Linked DNA regions of Homo sapiens: region 2 is linked to region 1. The links are chromatin contacts, found by Hi-C or POLR2A ChIA-PET in ENCODE. All regions are on one chromosome and are shown on one strand. The core of a region is the stretch at or near the end of the contact, and the rest is flanking DNA. Distances in the headings are between cores, read along the strand shown. Region 1 overlaps PRIMA1 (proline rich membrane anchor 1). Region 2 has its middle 12 kb from the start of PRIMA1.

Evidence for each region. Hi-C counts contacts between places; a loop is a spot of excess contacts on that map. ChIA-PET counts read pairs that join two places held with the same protein, here RNA polymerase II (POLR2A). Pooled maps may share reads with other maps.
Region 2: a pooled map shows a loop between it and region 1 (2.0-fold over the local background). The contact joins two enhancer-like sites. A Hi-C loop is called at or near these places in 2 of 168 maps with a recorded cell type or tissue (mesothelial cell of epicardium and tibial artery) and 1 of 50 pooled maps. POLR2A ChIA-PET finds 5 or more read pairs at or near these places in 2 of 52 experiments (H1 and OCI-LY7).

Annotation. Positions count from the first base shown.
Region 1 is chr14:93,758,196-93,761,473 of GRCh38, reverse strand. The region is part of intron 3 of PRIMA1 (proline rich membrane anchor 1); the gene reads left to right. Among named protein-coding and RNA genes, the nearest start is that of PRIMA1, 29 kb to the left of the region's middle. RefSeq lists an enhancer at 1,137-1,637. Within about 2 kb of position 1,638, at least 12 of the 41 ENCODE cell types and tissues checked have a DNase peak (open chromatin) inside an H3K27ac peak, as active enhancers do; they include tibial artery, where a contact is called at or near this core.
Region 2 is chr14:93,799,037-93,802,314 of GRCh38, reverse strand. No RefSeq gene overlaps it. Among named protein-coding and RNA genes, the nearest start is that of PRIMA1, 12 kb to the right of the region's middle. Within about 2 kb of position 1,509, at least 5 of the 41 ENCODE cell types and tissues checked have a DNase peak (open chromatin) inside an H3K27ac peak, as active enhancers do; they include tibial artery, where a contact is called at or near this core.

The DNA of each region.
Region 1 (3,278 bases), core at 389-2,888:
GGGCACAGTGACCACGAGGGACAGTGGTGTAAATGAGACTGGGGAGGTTAGTCCCAAAATCATGCAGGGCTTTATAAACCATAGCTTACATAGGACAGAGGTGGGTTTTTTGTTTTTGTTTTTGAGACAGAGTCTCGCTCTGTTGCCCAAGGTGGAGTGCAGTGGCACAATCTCCGCTCGCTGCAACCTCTGCCTCCTGGGTTCAATCGATTCTCATGCCTCAGCCTCCAGAATAGTTGAGATTACAGGTGTGCGCCATCATGCCCAGCTAATTTTTTTTTTGTATTTTTAGTAGAGACAGGGTTTCGCCATGTTGGCCAGACTGATGTCGAGCTCCTAGCCTCAAGTGATCCACCCGCCTTGGCCTCCCAAAGTTCTGGGATTATAGGCTTGAGCCACTGCGCCCAGCCAGAGGTGGGTTTTTTTTTCAAGTGCTATGGAAAACTGTTGAAGAGATTCTGACCATAGGGATGACACTTACAGATTTGCTTCTTAAGACAATCACTGGCATCTGAGTGGAGAATAGATTGGGGTGGGGGTAGTAAGAGGGCTGGCAACAGACCAGTCAAGAAGCTATAGATGTTGTCAAGGTGGTAGAAGTGGTGGGCTGGACTGGGGCAGCAATGGAGGGGGAGAGAGGTGATAGGTGCCAGATGTAGTGTGAAGGAAGATGAGAAAGTGAGGCCAACAAGTGTTTGCTAAGAGTTTGGTGGCCCTGGGGCCATCTGCCAGCAAGGCCATTGATTGACCCAGCTAGTGTGTACTGAGCACCTCCTGTGCACCAGGTGCTGGGTGGAGCAGCCAAGGATGAGTGAGAGCTGCTCCCTGCTCTGGTGGAGCTCACCAGCCAGGCAAGAGGGGATAAGAAGCTGTCAGCCAGCAGGGAATTCAATGGGCACCAAGTGCTGTAGATGGGCCGTGAGCCATCAGGGATGGCTGCCTGGAGGAGGTGGCACTAAACTCTGCCTCCGAGAAAGTTAGGACTCTGAAGAGCAGAATAGGGAGGGGTGGAAGGGTGGGTGGAGGAGATGCTCCAGGTAGAAGAAATGGCATTCACGAAGACGGGTGGTATAGGAGGTTTTGGGGAACCTCAGTACAGTCCCACTTAGGGGAGGTAACAGGAGTGGGAACTGTCTCAGGGTGGATGGGCAGAGGAGTCTGGCTGTGATTCTGGAAGATCTAAAGGTTTCTGAGCAGCTGAGTTAGTCGAGGTAGGACAATGAATCTCACGGAGATGGGAAGGAGGCCGAGTTCCCCGCTCATGTGTGTGTCTGTGTTCGGTTCCTCACTGTGGCAACCACTGATTTCAAAGATTGTGCCAAGACGTTGCCTTGTTTTGTTCCCCCTGGCAGCCCAGGCTGTGGGGCTTGATTTATGCTGCCTCTCCGTCTGCTCCTGTCTAAATATGGTCAGGCAGCCCTCGGGGACGGCAGCTGTTGCCCTGTGGCAAGGGCCTTCCTGCAGCTTGTCAGCACCGGCTGTGACCTGGCTGTGGCATCTGTGCTGCCCTTCGGCCCCTGGAGGAGGAGCCCAGTAAAGGTTCAAGTGTCTCAGGCCAGCCTGTCTGGGAAGCTTCCAGACTGTGATGTCCAGGCCGGGGCCTCTGCCAAGCAGGGCAGGGTGGTGAACACCACGTCCTTCCTAGAAGCTCCTCTGCCAGGGACACCTCCCCCTCCCCACTGCTTGCTCTCGCTGGTCTGTGGGGCTCCCGGGGACAGAGCTGCCACTTGCCTTCTCACTCCACCAGGAGAATGGCTGGGCTGAGGAGATTCTAAGCTCCGTCTGTGCTGGAAATGCAAAGCGTCCTGGAACACTCAGGGAGGCTTCTCATCATAGGTGTTCTTTCTCCTTTCCCTCCCCTCCCTCTCTAGCCCTCTCCGTCATGCTCTCTTTTTTGCAAGTTGACGTGACTCCTCCCACGTGCATGCACACACAATACACATGCACACACACGCACACACACATGCACACGCACACATGCACGCGCACACACATATATGCATGGACTGCCCCCCGCCCCGCCCTTCGCTCTCCTTCCCTTTCTCACCTTGAGCAGATTTTATCCCACCAGTGGTTTTCAGTCAGGGGTAGAAACACCCCCTAGGATGCATTTGGAAATGGGGGTGTCTAGGTTTTGGTTGCCACAGTGACTAGGGAGTAAGCACTACCGGCATTTACTGGGCAGGAGCCAGGGATGAGAAATGTCATGCAACTGCAGGGACAGTTTCACACAACAGAGAACTGTCCCTCCCCATAAGCCAATAGAGACCCGCTGAGCAACTGCTTAGCCCTCAAGCCTCCTTTCCAAGCAGCCAGACTTCAAGTCCTAACCTCGTGCCCTGCGGAGAGTTGATTCTTTCCATTTTTGGAAAATTCAGTGACCCCCGTTGCTATCATGGAAAGCGACAGCTGTCTGTTTTGATGGTTCTGTTTCACTGCTGTATGATAGTTTTGGGCTATTCCAGATTCACTTGTGAACCATTTACTGAACACCTACTACCTGCCAACAACAGAGAGATGCAAAATATTCAAAACCCAGGCCAAGCCCACAGAGAGCGGGCAGGTAGCATTGCCGATTGTCTTTGGTGGTCTTTGATGACCCCACCAACATGCAGGCCTCTGGAGGGTAGACAGTGGGCCCTCATCATCCCTGAACCCACCCCACAGAGTCCATTGCACAATGCTTTGCTCATGGTACACTTAGGAAATAGGTGGCACATTGAGTTGATCCAGGGACTCCACATTGGTGGCTACTGACATTCTAAGTGGCTGGAAGACAAGAGTGTCTGTGTCCTTCATCAGGGCTTTTGTTCTACTCTTTGCTTTTGAATGTCGATTATTTCTTTTTCTTTTTCTTTTTCTTTTTTTTTTTTTTTTTTGAGAGTCTTGCTCTGTTGCCCACGCTGGAGTGCAGTGGTGCAATCTTGGCTCACTGCAACCTCCACCTCCCAGGTTCAAGCAATTTTCGTGCCTCAGCCTCCCAAGTAGCTGGGATTACAGGTGCACACCACCATTTAAATACAAAAATTAAAAATAATTTTTGTATTTTTAGTAGAGATGGGGTTTTGCCATGTTGTCCAGGCTGGTCTTGAACTCCTGACCTCAAGTGATCTGCTTGCCTCGGCCTCCCAAAGTGCTAGGATTACAGGCCTGAGCCACCACACCCAGCCAAATGTCAATATTTCACTGGAACTTTTTTGTCATCTTATGTGGTCAGCTGCTCATATTTAGGCCGCGTCTTTAAAGACTTGATGTGTGTCAAGACTTCATTGGCCATC
Region 2 (3,278 bases), core at 260-2,759, 41 kb before region 1:
TCTAAGAACCTGGAAATAAACATACATAGATGGAATTATTTACTCTGGGGCTCTTTAAAAACATTCTCTATGCTCAGGTACGGACCATGGGTTCAGGGGAGGTCTAGGGGTGTCTGGTCCCAGCCTTCTGTTCCATCCACAAAGGATCTGCAGAGAGGCTGAGAGAAAGGCTCTGGTCTTCCAGGGAGACATCCTTGTGTGTCCTGAGTCTTCTGGTCCCACACCGTCTGCATGGGATGGCTGCTTCTTGATTAGGGGTTTCTTCCCCTGTCTCTCAGAGCTCAGTGTCCTCATCAGAAGGCTGGTATAAAGCCTTTGCTTCTCTCCCAGTGATCCACCATGGCCAGCTGCTGCTGTGGGGCCCTCAGCCCCCTGCCTCTTTGACCTAAGCTCCACTAGGCTGCTCTCTGTCTTTGCTCATCATGATTTTGTCAACAGGATGGGCCTTTTAAAACTCCCCGTAAGGAGGCAAGTGTCTCTGTTTGGAGTATGACTGAAGCTCCACAGTGCAAATCATTAAAAGATGCAACAGAAATTGCTAGGTGTCTGGTTGTCCCCAGCATCCATCTCTGTAATTCATTAGGAATGGGACCTCTGATTTTAAGCTGGACACATGGTTGCCCTGAATAGGAAATGTGTTTCACAGCCTCCCTTGTAGCTTGGTGTCGTCGTGTAACTGTGCACAGGCCAATAGGATGTGAGCAAAAGTGTCATTTCAGACTTGCAGAAAGTGCTCTTAAAGGAAGGAATCGACCTTCCTTTCTCTGTTCCTTTTTTCTGCCAGCTGGCATGAGGATATGATGGCTGGAGTTTGAGCAGCTATGTTGGACCATGAGGTATAAAGACCCCTATGTGGTGAGGATGGCAGATCGACAAGCTAGAAAAAGCCTGACCCCTGTTCTATGAAGCACCCCACCAGCCCCAGACTTCCTTTTACCGGAGAGAGAAATAAACTTCTACCATGTTTAAGCCTCTAGGCATTATGGATCATGTCTGGTATTTACATGGTATTTTAAAGTTTACAAAACCCATTCCTATTTATGTTCTCTTGTGATCTTCCTAGGCAAAGCAAGTAACATTATTATTCCCATCTTACAAATGGAGAAACTGAGGTCCAGGGGATTTAAGTGGATTGCCCAAGATCATATGCCTAGACAGAAGCTGTCATTCAAACCTAGACCATGTGACTCCAAGTCCAGTCTCTCAGCCAGCACTCAGCGCATCTGCCTTCTATCTATCACACCCGCTTCACCCTACCCCTCCTCCCCAACACTGCGAGCATGGTCTTTACACAAATACTCAATGCCACTCTCTTGCTTCAACCTGCTCGGTGCCTCTCCTCTGCCCCCAGAATCATTCCAAATGTCTTCTGAGGATGGCTCACAAGGCCCACTATGGTGGAGTCTTCCCCTCCTGCAGCCTCATCTCTTGTATGTTCCTGCTCTGTCCTCCAGGTGTGTCCAAGAACACAGCCAGGAAATAACAGTACTAGGAGTAACTCAGACCCAGCTCTGTTTGACGCCAGAGTCAACATATTTTTCTCTTAGATCATCAGCCTCCCAATTCCTCACTGATTTCATAATCACACAGGAGGCTGAAAAAGGCAGCTGTACGAGTGCCTAGACACAGACTGCTCACAGAGCAGAGGAGATGGGGTTGGCTTGGTGTGGGGTTGGGCTAGGGGAGGGGGTGCTTCCTGGGCAGAGTGATGTGAGCTGGATTTGAAGGATGACTAGGACTTTGCCAAGAAGGCAGATGGCAAAGTCTTCCAGACAGAGGAAACTGCACATGCAAAGGCAGGAGGTGACAACTGCAAAATGTGTTAAATCATCAGCCTCCCTACTCCTGCTGAACTTTGGTCAACATCAGCCTCCCTACTCCTGCTTGAAGTTTGGTCAACTTCAAGCAGGAAGTACAATCGCACCAGGACACTGAAAGCATCGGGCTCTTCCGGTGTGCTTGCTGCCTGTGCTCACTTCTGTCCCACACCATACATATTATAAGCAGCTCTTTCCTTCTCTGTCTTCCCCACTGGACTGGAGCTAGTGAAGAATGGGCAGGGCCCCTGTTTCAGGCAATTCTGATCCCCAGTACCCACAGCCTGGCACAGAATCTGCATTCTCTCCATGTTTGTTGAGTGCCTAAATAAGCAAAGTTATTGCAACCATAAATCAGGGACTGTCCGGCTAAGTGAATCCTTCTACATCAGGCGCTGAGAAAGGCGTGCTCCTGGAAAAGTTACAAAGAAAATCTGTGTGCTGGGCTGCTCAGTGCTGGTGTGAGCAGCAGATCTTCAAGCTCCTGGAAGCTTCTGACATTTCTGACTAAAGTAAATGGCAAAACCCTCATTCCCTGAAATATCTACAAAGCTCAGAGCCAGACAGGTTTCCAGGCAGAGGCCATTCCGTGAAAATCCTATTGTAAACAAAAAGACACAGAGTTCAGCAAGGTCTCCCTGTGATGAAAAAGCCACTCAAACATGTAATCACAAGGCAAGACACAAAATGTAGAACTTTGTAAATTACCCTATTTCCATTCATTCCTTCAACAAATATGTACCAGGCGGTCACCGTAGGTCAGGCGCTGCCCTAGGCTCCTGGAGTATGGTGGTTGGCCTTTTTGTTTGGGTTCTCCCAATAGCAGAGCATGAGACAAGGACTTTGGTGTAGGTGATTTGTTTGGGAGGTGAGCCCAGAAGCAGGAAGAAGGGAGAAGAAGCCAGGGCAGGGGAGGCCAGGTCAGTTTGCGTTAAGGAGCCAGTTACTGCTGTGGGTGATGGGACCTCAGTCCCCTTTGGGGGACCCCCAAATCACTGTGTAGAGTGAGGCGTAGAACTGCCCCTCAATACTGCCCTATTGTTCAGACTACTCTGGAGGTGTCGCCTCCTACATTTCTGCTTTCGCCTGCTAAGCGGGTTTCCTCAGCTCTCAGGCAGAAGAGCAGAGAAGGCACGGCAGGAGGTTAGGGTGGGGGACTCCAGAGGAACTGCCCATCATGGCTGCCACCAAAACCGAGGTGGGGGGAGGGCATATGCCATGGAATGCAAAGCGTCCTCTGCAGGCAATGAACAAAGGGGCCTGAAGCCCCTGCCCTCATGGAGCTTACATTCTAGTGAGGGCAGACTCATAATAACCAAAGGAAATGAGTAAAATTAAGTATGTAATTGGGAAGCAATAAGTACTAGAGAGAAAAATAAAATAAAGTAAGGAGAATGGGGCCAGTGGTGGGGGCTGAGATTTTAAATAGAATGGTCAGGGTGGATCTTGTTGAAAAAGTGA